Linked DNA regions of Mus musculus: region 2 is linked to region 1. Evidence: chromatin loops called from intact Hi-C (ENCODE). Cell type or tissue: left cerebral cortex. All regions are shown on one strand. Links, peaks and the distances in the headings refer to the core of each region. The heading gives the core; the rest is flanking DNA.

Region 1 (11,019 bases), core at 1,397-9,396:
GTGTTTGTGTGTGTGTGTTTGTGTGTCCATCCCTGTATGCCCATGTGTGATCTCTCTAAGGATGGGGGAAAGGAACCCATGAGATCAAAAGGCCTATGTGGTAGGGTTTGAGGTGAGAAAAGGGAGAGGAAAAATAATGCAATTGTATTACAATCTCTAAAAGAAGCCGGACATGGGCAAGCCTGCAACTCCAGCACTGATGTCTCAAATGAGGTGAACAGACAGGTTGATTGCTGGCTATCCTAGCCAAAATGGCATGCCCCAAGTTCAGGAAGAGACCTGTCTTAAAAGACTAAAGAACAAAGTGATACTCAATGCCCTTCTCTGGCTTCCATGTACACATCTGTGTGCGCCCATACATGTATATGTACACATATACCTCTCTCCTAGATACAAAACCTCACAGGTGGCAAAATATAAAATAAGGAAGGGAGGAGAGTGGGAGAAATTTTTATCCTGTCTCTCCTTAGTTGTCTCAGCATCTAAAATAATCCTAATATCTTAAATCTGGTATAGCTAATCCTCACACTTGTATTTATGAAGCCAAAAGTTCATCTATCTAAAGAAAAAAAAAGTTCAAATCCATTCCACAGAGGATGTCTTAGCATGTAACAGTGGTGTAATTATAACTGATGGGAGAGCTAAATGCTTTGATGACCTCAGGCATCTTTGTGTAAAATACACTCACTTCAATTGCAGTTTAGAGATCCAGCTGCTCCAATCACCAATTCCTGCCCATCGTTATTAAGTTATAATTAACGCATTAGCATTGTGGATTGGAGTATATGCCAGTATTAGAATGCTTGCCTAACATGAAGACTTCGATCACTTACATCTCCAGTACCATTGTTGTGTGTGTTATGTAAAACTTAACATATTAAAATATGAATACATTATAAAATAGTCACCACAGTAAAGTCAATTAAAATAACAATTACTGAATATGCCTAACATCCTCTCTTCTTTCTTCTTTCCTTAGAGGGGTGTGTGTGTGTGTGTGTGTGTGTGTGTGTGTGTGTGTGTGTGTGAAGGAGCTTATGATCTGTCCTCTTAACACATTTCAAGTATAGATATTAACTATATTTACTTAGTAGCATCACACAGGATTCAGAATGTTTTTATCTCGTGTAATAAACACTTCATATTTTATCTCCCCTCCCTTCAGGTATAGCTAACTATATTCCCTCCCTGCTTCTGTGGGCTTGATTATTGTAGATTCTATCTATAAGTGAGATTCTGCAGCACTTGTCTGTTGGTATCTGGGTTATTTCATGCATCCCAAGTCCTGAGCTCTTTCCCTTTCATATGTGTGGTCATGCTGGAAGATTTCCATCTTTGAATAATATGCACCCCTCAGTGCAGGGGGGAAAGAGAGAGGGAGGGTGACTTTGGTTGTTCATATATCTTGGATACAGGGAATACTATCCCAATACATATGGAAGTGCAGAGATCTCTTTGATATTCTGATTTCATTTCTGTAGCACACGGTCTCCGAGGTGGGACACTGGGCCATGTGGAGGCCCTATTTTAACACTTTGGAAAATTTCCACGCTGTCTCCCAGTGTCTCTACAGGATCCACGATCTTACATATGAAATTAGATGAGCATTCTGATTAGTTATCTATTAATTTAATAGAAAGACATCTATCACTACTTGTTTTTAGAAATACTGTTACCTTCACAGAACATCTTGGTGTCTGTTTAACTGTTTAAAAAAAAAAACAAATTCTATGAAGATTAATTACTGTTTGCAAAGGAGTAAAATCTTGGAGTTTTAACTCTTACCCTTTTCAATGTTAACAGTTCCCAGAATAAAGAAAGAGGATATGGTCCTTCTCTGCAGCAGGAAGGTAGCCACAAGATGAAGGGATCTTAAGTAGAACAAGCAGCTGTTCACTTTGGGGGTTAGTTGAGAGTCACCTCAGAGAGTTCCCACAGACTCTTCAGTTTCTATGTGGAGATACACTTTCTGTACATTTTTCTTACAATCATTTATTCTTGAAAAGAAAGATGATTTTGTAATCATTTGTCACTGGTCTAGTCACCTCTAAATCATGAATTGTATCTGAAGACTTTAGAAGACAAGGTAGAAAATAGGACATATATTGGGGCAAGAGATTTAGGAAAGACAGGAGGGAGATTCATTTATAGACCCAGACCTTATGCCAGGAGTGAATACAGAGTAGATAGGATGGACACTATAAAGCTATTCCAAGGAAAAGGAAATTACAGGTGAGGTAGGATACACAAGAACAACTCCAGCTACCCTCAACTGCCAAGCACCTGATGAAAGGTATAAACTTTTAAAGGTCACATAATCTATATATTTAGAGACATGAGCCAAAATCTAGGTCTTCACTTTTGCTTCTCAATGCTAATTTGCTAAGCATATTAATTCTGCTAAAGTGATCTTTTCTTTTAGAACTGTAAAATTCTGGAATCATGAAAACTGGAATTTTACTCATCTCATTTTCTTAGATAACATTATGCATGCATGAGTTGTTAAGAGATGTTTGAGATGCCAAGTTTATTTTTCTTAGTTGTGAACTTCCTTTCCATGTTCATATAGCTCTTTAAAGCCTGCCTTGCCAACGATTGCATAATGCATATTTAAATGGATAGGTAGATACATGTATAGAACACACACACACACACACACACACACACACACGTTCCTTCTCATGGGTTCTGGAAGAAAGGTCTAGGCCTTGATTCTTATTACAGAAAGGCCCAAGCCAGTGTTTGTTACATTGGTTTGTCTTCGTGATTGCCAGTGTGGTTGCTACCACATTAAAAGAGCAGAAATTCCACTAGTGGGCCCCACATACTTATGCTCAGACACTGAGAAATGTTCAAATGGGGTGGCTGCTGGGTACTTCTGCAGAGATTCAAGGACTGAGATGGGTTTCAGAAATTAAGATACCGAGTCCCCAGTTTATTTCAACATATAGCAAGAATTGAGAAATACAGGTAAAGAACTGAATATACGTCCACAGAGAAGATTCTACGTCAAAGTAATAAAATCAGAATCTCTTGGGCAGGGATCGTCAGTAGACTTTCCTTCATGTTTGTTTTTAGATTGTATCTGGTCTCTATTCATTGTGCAAAGCACTGGGGTTGGTAAGGACATTTTTATATAAATACATAAAGTACTTTGAGTATGAATATACTCAGAAATCTTAATTTATATCCTTCTCACCTCTCAGCATCCCAGTTAGTTCCCTGCTCTTCCCTAGACGTTTTGCCTGCAGTTTCATGCAATGTATACACACGTTATTCCACGTAACGGCATAAAATATTAGGTCTAGAAAGTATGAACATTGAGAAACAGCCTTCCACAGATGGTTTCCTGCAAATAGGTTCATGTGCTTTTAGGGGGTGCCTTGTGCCCCTGCCTGGGAATAACCGCCTTGCCTAAAATGGAGCAACATTTACATGGTAGATCTTTAAGAGTATGTTCTGAACTAATGAATTCCCTGGTGATGTGAACCTCTGGCCTCAGGGGTGTTTATTTGAACAACACAAGTCTTTTTAGAAGTTGTGAGAAAGTTTATGGATAATAACCAGGCTAGGCTGACAATTCCCAGGGCTGAGGCATCTATCTCATCCCACTCCTGCTGCTAATGGCAACAGGAGAGAATGTTGCCTGCCCCACTCTCTCCAGTAAATATCAGTCGCTCATTTTACACGTGGAAGAGATAAAACATGAGGCCTGCAGTGTAGTCTACGACGGGAGTACGTTTTTGATTTGAAATACCAAAACCTGACCCCAAGTTGAAAAATGAGAACCAGAACTTGCCATAGGGGTTTCTGAGCCACATTTTTAGGTGTTCAGGGTACACACCTTCTTCTGGATAATAAGGCATCCTATTGGAAGAAGTTATATACTTCTTAATCAAGGCCTATGTGTTTGAAGCCCCACAACTCTGCTTCCTAAGTTGACTCATTGGCCAAAATAATACTAGGAACTTCTGGTAAATGAGCTAGCTACTGGCAACATTAAGGCTACAGGCATGAAGAAATGAGGTGAGTACCACAGACCACATCAAACAATGGAAGCAAATTTAAAACAAAATGTGGAGGGCAGCAAGAATCCCTGTTGCAGCACTGCATGCATGTGAGTGGTCTGCTGAGTGGACAATGCTCTGCAGACTTTGGCATTCACCAGGGTCTCCTGGTAGCCCCTCAGGATGAGAGCTCTTGTCAAAGCCAGAACCTTCCACACTTGAAACTAGCCTTTCTAGCCAGCCCAGAGAAGATCAAGGCAGCATCGCCAAGCCCAGTGCTGTTCAACTCCCAGTGATTTGGAAGGAAACAGAACCAAGGGCTGATTTGCAGTTGATTTAAGGACCGCTGAGCTAGCACTGTAATTCCTTCCACTTAGATGTGTGCACCTTTCGCCTGTCAGAGAAGCCTGTTCCTGAACAAGAGCGCCATCTATGGGATAAATCGATTATATAGTTTTCTACCCTCGTGTCTGTAATGAACACTACACCTTGAGTTCTCAATGAAGGGAAGACTCAATCCACCAGGGAATTGTTGGCAACGTCTGGAGAAACCGTAACTAGAGCTGAAGTGTGCTGGTTTCCATTGGTACAGGGTACTGATGCAGCCTAACACCTACATCACACACGACAGTGCCTCCAACAGTTCTCCATGCAGATGATAACTGCTTGGAAACAAAAAGTGGTAAAATGTATGCTTAATGACAGGCTGTGATGAGAAAAGATTTATTTAAAGCTTCTCATCCTTACCCACCACGTCATTCAATTTCATCTCATCCTTTAATATTTTGATATTTGAAAAATTTCACCTTCATTTGCTAATGATTATAGATATGCATTATGAGTATAGACAATATTTTTGTATTGTAGAAATTAAAATTAACAGAGACGGAGGAAATTATTACAGCAAAATAAATTTTAATGGGAGAATTTTAGTTACTGGACCCTGAGCTAGAGAACTACTTAGGGTCCATATGATTTGCTTGTCATTTTTCAATAAGCTGGACCCACTCTCATGGATGTTTATGTAGATTTTAAGATGCAGTGTTTAAGCCATTGTGATTGGCATCATAATCATGGAGATATTTATGATAAACACATGACTCGACCCTGAGAACATTTTTATCTGTCTTAGACTTCTCACACAGCACACACATTTAGCAAGCCATCACTCAGTGCAAACAGTGGTTCACTGAATAGGATTCTGCAAGAAGATAGGCCAAAGTTTTGTTCCAAAGCAGGTCCAATTTCTATCCAAAGAGAAATGCATGCTCACAGCTGGCCTTTAAATTTTGTTGTTTATTTGTTTGTTTGCTTTTAGACTAGGCCTCTCTGTGCAGTTCTGACTGTCCTGGAACTTGCTATGTAGATCAGCATGGCCTCAAACTCACAGAAATCCTCCTGAATACTTGGCTTAAAGATGTGCATCACCATACATGGCAAAACTTTGAAGTCTAAGATAGTCAACTTCTGTTGACCAAATTGTGCTCTTTGGAAAAAGAATCAGTGTTCTAGTCACAGAGCCTGTTAGACCCCACTACAGGGAACTCCACTCCAAAGATGTCACCTACAAGAAAGCAAAGGATCTGCCCATTGGCCTGTCAGAATATCTATCTCTTTACAGTTACATAGTGCACCTCTCCTCTAATAAATAAGTAAGCATTGATCTTTCTCATCAAACTATAGCTTGTTGCAGGCTCACGTTTCTGTAATGTGAGCTATGGGAGTGCAGAGATGAATCAAGGAGTTCTACTCAATGAGATTTCCAATGAGGCTTTCTTAGCTGTCTTCTCTAAGTGCAGAGAATTTTTTTCCTTCATGTCATGACATCAAACCCCACGAGTGTGCAGTTAAGGGAAATAGGAATTCCTGAAAGCTATCTACCCATCTATTTTAATATTTTAATATAGCAATTTTGTTAATGAACAATAGCAATTACACCTTGAAAGTCAATGACATCCAACCTAGCTCTTCCGTACAATATCTAAATTTCTATACTATGACCAGAGTAGACAAGTATGTAGAAAGATGTAATTGAGCATCCTAACGTTCATATTAAATGAGTGATGATTTAATAACTTTCTTCTTGAAGTGCCATCAGCAAGAAACCATACGGTTTTATGGAACACTTGATTTATTGGTACTGAAGATTGCCTCAGTGCAGCCAGTTTGCCTCATAATTTGTGGGAAAGAAATAAGATTTAAAATAAATTAGAAAGGAAAAAAATGAGCTGAGGAAAAACTGGCAACCAGCCTTGCAAGAGGGAGAGTCATCACTGAACCCAAAGTACTTTTATGTACTGTGGAGCTGATATATCTGTTTTGAAAAACCTAGCAGATATGTGATTTAATACAGTCCAAGATGTATAAGCACAATAATCTGGGGAAATATTGCGTTGTTCTTTTCCCAAGTAGGACTTGGTAAGATGGCTATAGGAGAATAAGATGAAGGAAAAATACACATAGCAATAGGATAGGATGGGATGGGATAGGATAGAATAGAATATACATAGCAATAGGATAGAATGGGATGGGATAGGATAGGATGGGATGGGATGGGATGGGATGGGATGGGATGGGATGGGATGGGATGGGATGGGATGGGATGGGACTGGATGGGATGGGATGGCATGGGATGGCATAGGATTAGATAGAATAGAATAGAATAGAATAGAATAGAATAGAATAGAATAGAATAGAATAGAATAGAATAGAATAAGCACTATATTCATTCCAAGGTCAGACTTTCCAGCATGTTCAAACACTCATTCTATTCCTGAAGCACAGTGAACACACCTGTGAACCAAGACAACTGGCCAGGTTTGCATCAATTCCTAGATCAGTGCACAACAATTCAATCAAAAATTGAGGAGTTTGATAAAGATTCAAAGACTGAGTTATACACACAAAGTCTTATAAGAATACTATTTGTTAATCAAAATGATGCAGGATTTTGATTTGTTAGAAAAATAGCTCACTTATTCCTGGAAAATGTTTTAATAAATATTAATACTGTGTCTAGATAGTGGTTATAATGCCATGAATATGTAATTGCTTTTGTTACCAATAAATCAAGGTTAGCAGCTAAGCAGTTTGGGCCAATTGCTCAGATTTTTCATGTTCCTTTTGAAAGAGTTGTGTTTATTAAATCATAAGCCATTTGTTAGGAGTTTATAAAGCACCACTGTTTCAGTGGAAAAAGCCCATGCACTTCAAACAGAAAGGCTAGAATATCTGCTCAGCACTTTTCCTTTTCCAGAAAGGAACAGATGACTGAAGTTCTAGAAAATAACAGGTTTTGTAATTCTGTTTTCCAGTAGAATTTTGGAGTCAGAAAAGCTGAAGGGGATTACATGAGGCCATCCAGGTTAAAGCAGCTATGACTAGAACCTTCCAGGGAGTGACATGTCCTGCTGTACACATCCCTGGAATGGATTTAACTATTGAAAACAATGTGGTCTATAGTTAGTATAGAATTTCTAGCACTTGAAATTGTCTACCTTGGCCATAGACTATTGCAAAGCCAGCTCAGATTGTGTGTGTGTGCTCATGTGTGCATATGTGTGTGTGTATGTGTACACACACATGCACATGAATGTGTATGTATGCACATGCACACATTAGTTTATATATATGTGTGTGTGTGTGTCCTCACAGGCACATGCACACACAAGTAGGTTAGTTTATATGTGATTGTGTGTTCACATGTGTATGTCAATTTGCTCATCCTCAGGGAGAATACATAAGATATCATAAGGAGCCATGCTGGTTGTCATCATAAAATGTCTTTTTTTCCATCTTAATACTTTTCTCAATAGGTCTTTAAATAAATATATTTATTAATTTAACTTAAATGTAAATAGCTTTTAATGGATTGGTTCATCTCTTCTCAGCACACGTTTATCTATGGGCAGTGAAAGTCTGACCTTCCAAAGGACATTAGTATCTGAGTGGTCTCATCATATTGTAAGAGGAAACAATGTTTCCTCTTTCATTCATATAAAATTTACTTAAGCAACTGCTTTGTGTTTATATAAAAATGAGCTATTTGAATTTATCTTTATCTCATTCAAGTGTTCGATATTCAACAAATATCACAGAGTTCTTGTGGATACATATATATGTTTTGAGCCTATATGGTAATCCTCAAATAAGACTATGTTCCCTGGGAGGTGTGTGTGGCCTAATGAAATCCCAGCTTCTGACTTTAAGTTAAAATCAACGTGCAGGCAAGTAAGGCTGGAGAACATGTGGTACCTCAAATCATCCATTTAAGTCTTTGCAGGAATTGTGCCCAAGACAGGAGCTAATCATGCTAGCTGCTGGTTGTTAAAATCCACCTTATCAGTCTTGTTGAAAATTGTATTACCATTCGCCCTCCTTAAGCTTGTGGCATTCACTCACTCCATCATTGATCGACTCCATTTTTCTTTTCAAACCTTTAGAGCACACTGCACTTCGGAGTAAATTAGAATGGTCCTATGAGGAAGGTAGAGAAGAGGTGCCCACTGGGTGCACCCTTCAGATAGAGGAACGCCTCAACTGATGTGTCATAGCCCTCTGTCTAGCTGTCACCTCAGGGTGATAACCTGTCACATTTCATCCCTCACCACACTCTTCCTTTGCCACCTGTGTGCTCTGGTCTATCCTTGGCAGCACCACTCCTTTTCTTCTCAGCCCTTCCCATAGATCATGGCACATGATTTATTACTTTCATTTAAAATACTTCCTGCAAAGCAGTCTGGAACATTAGGTTTTAATCTGAACTTTGTTTTTCTCCTCCCCTGCCCCAACCCCACAACAGGACATTTGACCTCTTCAGCTAAATTTTTATCATATATAATATGAGGATATAAATGAACATCTACTCTCAAAGAACTTCAGTGAAGATCACATGAAATAAGTCAAAGTACTTAGTGCACTGCCTGGAACTTTGCAAGGAACCCATAAATCACAGCTATTATCGCCACTGGTCTTTGGAAGACCATAGTCGGACCCAAGAGAGTAAAGCAGCACAAGTTTCATTTTTATTTCTCCATACATATTATATTTTAATCTACAAATGAGGGAGGTATCTCTGTTAAAGTGATAAATAGAACTGAAAAAAAACAGTGCAGGATGTGATCTCATATGTTGTTCAACATATAGCATAATTATCCTATATGTATTCAAATCATGAGTTACTCTCTGATCTTCTCTCCGATAGCATGTAGGAAGCACTTCATCTTCAGGGTTTTAGTCTCATTGAAGTCTTCTTAAATGGGCTTGACTTCTCTCCATCTCTTTGTGTGGTTGGGGTATGTACTCGGAATTTGAGTTTTGAGTATTGATCAACCATAAAGCTCTTTCTTCATTCAATTCTTCCAAGCTATACTTAAGCACCTGCTACACCCATTAAGCCCTATCGTTCATCTATCAAAAATTTCCAAAGCACTATAACTATTTCATTAAAAGATTTTTAAAACTGTATCCACTACAATTAAACTCTCCTTGCTCATCAGACTCAGAGCTAAAGGAGCAATATTTCTGTGTGTTCCTTTTGCAGTCAGGAAGATCATCTTGGAAGAAAGGCTGGTCAAAACTTAATAGGTATACCAAAATTTTGTTTTTGGTTTAAACACATTTTTTTTCATAATTCTAAAGAACAAGAAATTAAAAATCAAAGTTGTGGCAGGATTTGTTTCCTGGTACAATCTCTCTCATTGGCTAGTTTCATATCATCTACTCACATGGTGGTGAGAGAGACATTGTGACTTAAAAGGTAAATGATACTGTAAGGTTTTAAAGCATGTAACATTGTATTCTGACAAGTGCAGACACAGTTAAATGTTGCCTTCATCAAACAAATTATCATATTTATCATCTCACATCTACTTTTGTGTGTGTGTCAAGGAATGATCATTGAGCCAGCAATCCTGAGTACAATATATTATTAATTATACTCATCCTGTTATATACCTTTATTTAGATTGACTCATTTTCCACATCTGTGTCTCAGTATCATTTGACCTATGTAGGTCATTCCATCCCCCTCTTACCACCTCTAGTAACCAACAGTTTTCTTAACCTTTTTATGTTTTATAGTTTACTTCTTTTTTTTTTTCTGTATGAGAATCCATATAGAAAGTAGGTCAATGGGGAATTCTTGTCTATGCTTGGCTAAAAGACCAAGCCTTTACTGTGACATTTATAGTTGACTAGCTATGATGGCCATGAAGAGTCATCATAAACTTGAGGTGAGTATTTCTTTTTTACTTCTGATGATTTTCAAAGACAGCATTTTGGGGGCATCTAGAGAGATATGTGTTTTATCTTATTAAAAATAGTTTTCTACATACAATATATTCTGAACAGTTTTTCCTCCCCCAACTCCTCCCAGTTCTTCATCATCTCCACTTCCACCCAGACCTACCTCTTTTAGGTCTCTCATTAGAAAATAATTCTCTTGTGCATGTCTAAGGAATTATTTGAGGAAGAGTAATAAAATAAGATTAAAGAAAATTAAATACATTGGAATTGGACAAAACAAACACACAGAAGAAATATAGACAAAAATAAAATGCATGAGAAATACATATGCACACCCTCAGGAATCCCATAGAAATATAAAACTGGAAACCATAATATATATACATGAAGGCCCTCTATGGTTAAAAAGAAAATGTCCTTATAGAACATTATGAGACAAAGAACCTCAAAAGATGCTAGTGAATTGATTTTGTGCTGGCCATCTACTGTTGAACATCAGCTCTTGAGCTCTACCTTTAAGAGTAGTTTGTTTCCCCAGTGAGACTTGCTAGTAGAAAGCTATTTGTTTTTTCATTTGCGAGTGTTTATCATTAGCTAACATTGCTTCCGTGTCAGGCAGGGGAATGTGTGTCCTCTTTTTGCCTCAGCTCTTGGACTGTAACTGGTATAGACCCGTTCTGGCCCTGTACCTGCTGCCAAGGTCTCTATGAGTTATTCTGTGCATTGGAACTAATGTGTTTAGAAAGCTTTGTTTCCATAATGTCCT
Region 2 (8,000 bases), core at 1-8,000, 140 kb before region 1:
TAATTGCATGCAGATTGGCCTTTTGTTTTGCTTTGGGACTTCCTGTTCAAGTGCTAGGAAAAATGAAGTATTACCGTTATTATTCACTCTTCAGTCTGTTTCCACTTAACTTCCAGGGCATCCTGCCCTCTCTCCAGAGCCATCACCCTGCAGAACCCCTAGGAGAGGAAGTGGTATTAAATGGCTCTAAATGGGCAGCAGTACCATTCTGATGTGTGCCGTGTGCTGCCCTTTGTGACAGCACTTGGTACTGTGAGGGCAGCCTCCGGAGTTTCTTTCCACATCCACAGAGCAAGGAGAGAAAACCCACAGGGTGGTCCAGGTTTCTCTCAGTCTTGGTAAAGCAGAGCTTGGGAGAAATGATCAGAATCCAGGAAGGGAAGTGTCTACTCCCCAGCTCCATTGCATCTATCCCTCAAAACATCACTCGTCAGAATCCAAGGGAGACCGGCAAGCTGGGGTAAGAAAAGTCCCAGTGCTGTGAAAGGGGACTCTTCAATGGTTGTCTGAGAGCATCCACCTCTGCATTTGTCAGACCGTGGTAGAACCTCTCAGGAGACAGCCATATCCTGCTCCTGTCAGCAAGCACTTGTTGGCATCCACAATGGTGTCTGGGTTTTGTGGCAGTTTATGGGATGGATCCCCAGGTGGCGAAGTCTCTGGATGACCTTTCCTTTAGCCTCTGCTGCACACTCTGTTTCTGTATCTCCACCCATGGGTATTTTGTTCCCCCTAGAACAGGGAAGCGGGAGTGGGTGGGATGGTGAGCAGGGGCAGAGGGGATGAGATATGGGGATTTTGGAGGGGAAACCAAGAAAGGGGATATCATTTGAAATGTAAATAAAGAAAATATCTAATAAAAATATATTTTAAAAAAGAGAAAGAAAGGGGGCTTTCATTAGGATACACGAATCACTCCCTCGGGGAAAAGAATGCTTAGCAAATCTGACGAATGAAAATGCTTCTGTGCAGATAAAGCTCAGAATCCACCCTCTTTTCAAAAGACCAGAAATAACTCGATCATGACACGGAAAGCCCTTGTAGGAAGGCATTGTGCTTGAATCTACGTCAACATCAGAATCCATCTTCTTTATCCAGGACACCCAGAGCTTTTCACTTAGCCATCCGCCTTCTGTGCCACGTTCGCAGATGCACAGCCATCCTGCAGGTGGTGACTGTCCGGCTTTGTCTTATGCTCTACACAATTTGGTTCCTTATTGTGCTGATCCCTCTGATTTCCTGGTGTGTGAAAATTGTACCTTCCAAGAAATGGTTTCCGTCAACATAAGGAGAAACATATTCCAGTGATTTCCTTTTGGCTGCTAGCAACCTCTCCGTGGTCTTCTCTGATGCAGTTATCTGATCAAGTGCTTCTAATTAGTAGGTTTGCACTTACCAGCCCAAATCAACATAGACCCATAACATGTTACCACTTGTGGGTATAGTTTAACTATTCTACTGGGATTTTGACCATCTAGGTTACAGCACCCTTTCTCTTCTAATCATCCTCTTGACTGCAAGCCAAGTAGGGGAAAAGTGGGAACAGCATGAAGAATCAGAAGGAGCTCATGTTGCCAAAAGAATGTCCCTCCAGTATAAGACATGACAATTATATTCAGTTAACTGAGATGCAATGAAATACAGTGATTCCTGTTGAAATTGGACTGAACACCATTATGTCATGACTAATCTTCCTTTAAACTATAAAATAATAAAAAAAAATTACATCTTGCCAAATCCAGTGAAAGGACATGGGGATGATTAAAGTAAAAAACCAAAGCCCGCTGTCTATCCCTTTCTTCTTTAAAGTTTTTATTTTTTTATTTTACTTTACCAGTATGGGTGTATTGTCTGTGCATCATATACATTCCTAGAGCCCACGAAGGCCAGAAGAGGGTGTCAGATGATACATAACTGGAACTATAGATACTTAGGAGCTGCCATGCTGGTGCTGGAAATCAGACCTAGGCCCTTGGAAAGGTAGCCAGTGCTCTTAACTATTGATCCACCTTTTTGGCTCTGTGACCCAGTTCCTAATGTGATAAGATATAGTATGTGGACTACTTTACTTACATCATTTCAGCACCTTTCTATGAATATACATGAATAAGCATGTATAATCAATTAAATATACATAGTCTCTCTGTGTATATAGTATAAACTTACCTCACTTTTCTACTTCATGTAAATGTACTTTAATTTACTCAGTAAGCAAGTAAAACATTCATTTGTTTTAAATTTCCACTGTTATATATTTGGTTTTAAAATATCTCCCTCGTTCTGAAGATAAACAAAGATAAATCAATAGAATCTGTTAGAAAACAAGACTTGAGATAAAGTGAAAATTTTAAAGTTTATTTCAGAAAATAAACACTCATGAGACAGGTAGGTGCAAACCTGAAATGCCCAAGAGTGCCACTGAGAGAAACAGAAAAAAAGCAAAGATGTTTGATGGGTTGCAATGAGGAAGGGGCCTTATTTGATCTTTCCCCTTGTGAAGTCCCAGTTCCAAGATTATAAACTTATTGGCTCCTTCTCATTCATTGATCATAAGTTGTTTTTTTTTAAAATAAGCATTTTCAAAAAGAGCTCATTTTTTCCACATTTCCAAATCAAGTGAGGTCAAAGTCATGTGGCCCTAATTTCCTTACACACACACACACACACACACACACTGAAAGAAAGAAAGAAAGAAAGAAAGAAAGAAAGAAAGAAAGAAAGAAAGAAAGAGAAGAAAGAGAAAGAGAGAGGAAAGGAGAAAGAGAGAGTGAGGGATAGAGGGAAAGAGAGAGGGAGGGAGGAAGAAAGGGAGGGAGAAAGGAAGGAAAGAAGAGAAAAAACAGAAAATGTTTAATTGACAATTCTTCAAAAATCTATACAGGTAAATATGAAAAATAAACAATTTGTTTCTAGTGAGAAATGAATTTAGACAAAGGATATAAAAAGTCATGTAGAGAGCATCCATGAACACATGAGATGAGGGTCCATCCATATCCCAGAATAGGTGTAAGCTACAAGATGTTTGCCCTAGAAGATTGGAAGGCAACTGTGCCTATCAGTATACCAACTCAGTACCCTATTTGATCAGAAAGTAAAGGACAAACAATGACAAATTTTGATTAAAAAATGGCTTCTACATACATACTTATGTGGCCAATATTCACATTGTAAATGTTTTTATCCAATGAATGTGTTAGGTAGAATTCTGATACAGTCCCTCGAGTTATCATCTTCTGTAAGATTCGCTTCTTTTAGGATGAGCAAGACCTCTGAGTGATGGTGTGAATACTTTGGACTATCTTTCTCCCTCTCTTCCTCTCTTTCTTTCTTTCTTTCTTTCTTTCTTTCTTTCTTTCTTTCTCTCTTTCTCTCTTTCTCTCTTTCTCTCTTTCTCTCTTTCTCTCTTTCTCTCTTTCTCTCTTTCTCTCTCTCTCTCTCTCTCTCTCTCTCTCTCTCTCTCTTTCTCTCTTTCTCTCTTTCTCTCTCTCTTTCTTCCTTCCTTCCTTCCTTCATTTCTTTCTTTCCTTCTTTCTCTATCTCTGTCTCATGTATGTGTATATATGTGAAGAGAAAGATACACAGACATACAGAGACAGACACAGACAGACAGATAAGAGTTGAAGATCTGGAGCTGTACTCTTGTTGCCCTGGGCCCTGAGACTCGCCAGTTATTTCAGGTTGTCTTGCCAGTGATGCCCAAGAATCTTCCTGCATCTTTCCCTTTTTTGCACTAGCATTGCCAGTGTATGCCACTATGCATAGCTTTTTAGCTAGGTGGAGAACATGGAGAGCATTTTACAAACTGAGTCATCTCACCAGCCCCATATTCTACTCCCTGATTAGGCATCTCATAGCAAAGATGCACAGAGTTTGTGTTTGCACAGAAGCCCCACCTAGTTATTTAGAAAGTGAATTGTCCTCATGAATCAGAGGTGATGTCTAAGAATGAAGACAGAGAACTTATAGAGAGATCTCCCAGGTGTACTTAGAGAAATTGAACTGTGCATTATGGAGAAGCCCATAAAGGGGTGGACCATGGAAAAAGTATCCAGGGAACCCCTAGAAGCTGAGTCAATGGAGGTGCCTGTAAGAAAGTAGGGACCTTACTTCTACTGACAGAAAGTCAGAATCCTCCTGTCAATCACATGTGCTGAAAGGAGGACACAACCTCCAGAAAGAAAAACTCTCCTTAATATTTCCATTGAGACATTTTGTGACTCCCTGTTCTGAGATGAGAATAAAACACCTGCTGACAAAAACTGTGAGGGTTTTTTTTTTATTGGATATTTCCTTTATTTACATTTCGAATGTTATCCCTTTTCCTGGTTTCCCCTCCAAAAAAAACCCCAATGCCCACCCTGCTCACCAACCCATCCACCTACTCCCGCTTCCTGGCCCTGGCATTCCCCCAACACTGGGCCATAGAGCCTTCACAGGACCAAGGGTCTCTCCTCCCATTGATGATTGACCAGGCCATCCTCTGCTACATATGCAGCTGGAAGCATGAGTCCCACCATGTGTAGTCTTTGGTTGGTGGTTTAGTCCCTGGGAGCTCTGGGGGTACTGGTTAGTTCATAGGGCTGCAAACCCTTCAGCTCCTTGGGTCCTTTCTCTAGCTCCTTCATTGAGGACCCTGTGCTCAGTCCAATGGATGGCTGTGAGTGTCCATTCTGTATTTGTCAGGCACTAGCAGAGCCTCTCAGGAGGCAGCTATATCAGGCTCCTGTCAGCAAGCTCTTGTTGGCATCCTGAACAGTGTCTGATTCTGGTGATTGTATATGAGATGTATTTTAAAAAAAAACAGCAGTGATTAAATCATTGTTTGTAATTATGAGTCACAGAGTAATTAGTGATTAATCCACCCAGCAAATATGCTGGAGACATGTATTAGCCAGAAATCAAGTGACAGATGTAGTATGTCACATATGCAATTACTTCTTAAAGTCTCTTTATAGTGGTCTGATATTAGCTTTTCTCATTTTTAAATGTAATTCTTTAAATTTTACTGGATTTTTACTCAGTGTATAGAGAGAAAGGGGACAGCTTGTGGGAGTCAGTTTTCTCCTTACACCCTGAAGTTTCCAGAGATCAAATTCAGAGTGCCTGACTTGGCAATAGACACCTTTACCTGCTGAGCTATCTCTTTAGCCTTAATCTGATAATTCATTTGGAAACACAGATGGCTTGTCTGTCTTTGTATCTTAACAGTGTTTCCACAAAGACCACATCCCTCCTTCCTTAAAGGAAATCCAGTTTAGTATGCGTAACATTGGACGTAAAATGTCTCCGTGTTTGTCAGCATTCCTGCTTTGGTGGATACTAAAGGGAAGACAAACACCAACCTTTTCAAATGCTCTGCCACCATGGCCGAGAGCCTCCTGCTTGTTTCATGAATTAAAGGAGCCCAGTTCTCCTGAAAGAACTCATAGGGGCTTCACTGTTATTTCACAGAGACCTTTTTTTAGAGGAAAAGTGAACCCTTGAACTGTTCAAACGGAAACAAAGCCAAGGACTAATGTTTTCAAATGTGGTTCCTTGAAATTATTCTCTGTCTAGAAGACTAAATTCTAGATGGTAGCTGCTGAGTTAGAATGTGCTTTTTGAGGTTCCTTGTGGCTGAAAGTATAAGGTATTGCTCGCATGGTGTTCAGTGTATGAGCACTACTCATTTGTGGTTTGTGCGGGCCATTTTCTCATGCTCTAGAGAAACCCTTGATATCCTTCATCTACATCTCCTTTTCATCCTTTACTTTGTGCTTTGAATATCTTGCAAATGTAAAGCCTATTTTCACTGTACATACCACAAGATACCTCCCAGGATCTCAGTGGATACAGGAAACCAAAGAGCATAAGGATAGTGATGCTATAATAGACCCACTGGTAACTGAGGAAGCTTCTGAGTGATTGATACGTTAGGTAGCACACAATGTGTGACACGGCATGCAAGGGTGTGGTCTACATCTGGGCAGGGTGGAGCTCTGTGGCTAAGACTCCATGGCAGCTCTCAGAATTGTGTACTATTTGAGTCATGAATTGTTTTGTGGAAAGTTTCCTATTTGGGGGCTTTATTAAAATCCAGGGAGCTCAATCTGCAGAAAGAGAAATTAAGGATAAAGAGAATTACTGCGTAGCTAGCTATACAATGCTCTCTTGATCCGTCTACCATACTTTTAAATAAGCTCTTTTGTTGTACCTGAGAGAAACCTTGGATTGCAAGCTAATAAGTGCTTATTAATGAATTATTACAAGAAGCAATGAATTAGAAATGAATCGCTATTATTTCAAAATACAAACTTCCATATATTACTTTCTGTTTTAATCTCACAAAATGGAAGTAGGACACCATGACAACAGTTTATCTGAATCTAATTTACATAGTTGAGCTCGAAAAACATTACAGGCTTCCTGTGCCTGCTTCACTTGCTCTTGAAAAGTTGTGTATATTAAAACTCATTCGTTTTTCCATAGTCTATAATTGGTTCCTATGAGATAACTGGGATGCAACATCATCATCAATAAGCTTGCTGACTTCACAGTAGGGAGGAACTGGGATTTGAACTAGGCAGGCTAGTTCCAAGACCCACCTTTCTAAATTCCACCCGCTTCTTTGCTGCAACAAAACACAAGTTTCACCACAAATGGGATAAGAGATAGTTTAATCTAAATATGAGTGACCATGCCCTAGAAACAGATGTTTAAGCTACACCAAATTACATAATCCAGTGTGATAAGTACTTGGTGAGATTTTATTGTAACAGAACAGTGGTTATTAATGCAAGGTAATAAACTACTTTTCAAATGCACTGGTGGAAACATTAGATATGTGGGTTAAAGCAAAGTAGAGAAATCTCTGCTATAGCTCTCAGATGCTATCTAGGGATTTAGACTTTTGGTAGATGGAAGCTGGTGGTCTGTTAAGTTAAAACAATCTAAAGGAGCTGGAGAGATGGCTTAATCAGTATTGCTCTTTCAGAGGTCCTGAGTTCAATTCCCAGCAGCCATATGGTGGCTCACAGCCATCTGTAATAGGATCCAATGCCCTCTTCTGGTGTGTCTGAAGACAGCTACAGTTTATATGTATGCAATAAATAAATAAATAAATAAATAAATAAATAAATATTTTAAACAATCTAAAAGGTTTTAGCTGTTAGTCACAAATGGTGAAAAATCAGACTTAGAGGTTGGGAAGGAATGGGTGTTAAGGGGCTAAAGATAGCCTGTAATTAGACTCTGGACCTGCAACATTCCAGCTTCCCCACAATCACTAAAGTTATTCTTGAATCACCACCCTTCCAGGAGATACATTGAAAGGTACCTTTTCTTTCCAGGACCATTCGTATCCATACACCATCCATTCAAGGAAGCACACGGCCATTGATTAAGACAAAAAGGAGCTGAAACTTCCACACAATGATCTGTGCTTTTGTTTTTTGATTTTTTTCTCATATTTTCTTGTAAATACTCTGGGGCTTAAGAGTCAACTTGAACTTCCCTATGCCATGTGTGCTGTGTTCTCTGTTCATGTTCCTCTCCTCCCCCAGGACTCTCCTAAGCCACAAGGACTTCTAAATCCTCCTTTCCTGAGACCACTTTGCCTCTTTGCAGAGGAGCTCTGTTCGGGTGCACTTGCGTTTCCTTTTGGAAACACAGCCCTGAAACAGCTTTTCTTGACACAGCACTTCTTGTGAAGCTATTATGTGTGCAGTCAGCAAGGATACACATCCCTTGCCGTTTCCTGGAGAAATGCTGCCAGAGCGGTTCACAGTCCTTCCTTTTGTTTGGCTTCCATGTGTCCATTTGGAAAGTCTCACCACAGTTCAGAAAAGTCTTTGTCCATCAAGGTCTTTCTGGAAGTTTGATGCATAAATGGCCTCTCTTCAAGCTCTGACCTATTTGCAAAAATGGAGTCCAAGTTGAAAGTGTGCGTGCTTCAGTAGACATCCGTCACGCAGTAGCTTGTACTTTAGATACTAACAAAACGTGGATGCTGCCCATTCAAA

Evidence for each region. A loop is a pair of places that touch in the nucleus more often than their neighbours do. Peaks named below come from ENCODE experiments on the same cell type or tissue, not always from the same donor. Only the 100,000 strongest peaks of a DNase experiment are listed, where the experiment ranks them.
Region 2: it touches region 1 in a loop (2.0-fold over the local background); 4 of 42 quality-filtered maps call a loop at or near these places.

Annotation. Positions count from the first base shown.
Region 1 is chr15:26,463,485-26,474,503 of GRCm38, reverse strand. Gm36790 (a long non-coding RNA gene) reads right to left here. Exons shown (of 2, transcript XR_001781703.2): 2 at 9,010-11,019. Among named protein-coding and RNA genes, the nearest start is that of Gm36790, 23 kb to the right of the region's middle. In left cerebral cortex, for the core only: a CTCF peak has its summit at 4,438; a DNase peak (open chromatin) is centred at 4,426.
Region 2 is chr15:26,601,673-26,609,672 of GRCm38, reverse strand. All of the region lies in intron 2 of Fbxl7 (F-box and leucine-rich repeat protein 7), which reads left to right. Among named protein-coding and RNA genes, the nearest start is that of Gm52206, 59 kb to the right of the region's middle. In left cerebral cortex, for the core only: no CTCF peak of the experiment used is centred there; no DNase peak of the experiment used is centred there.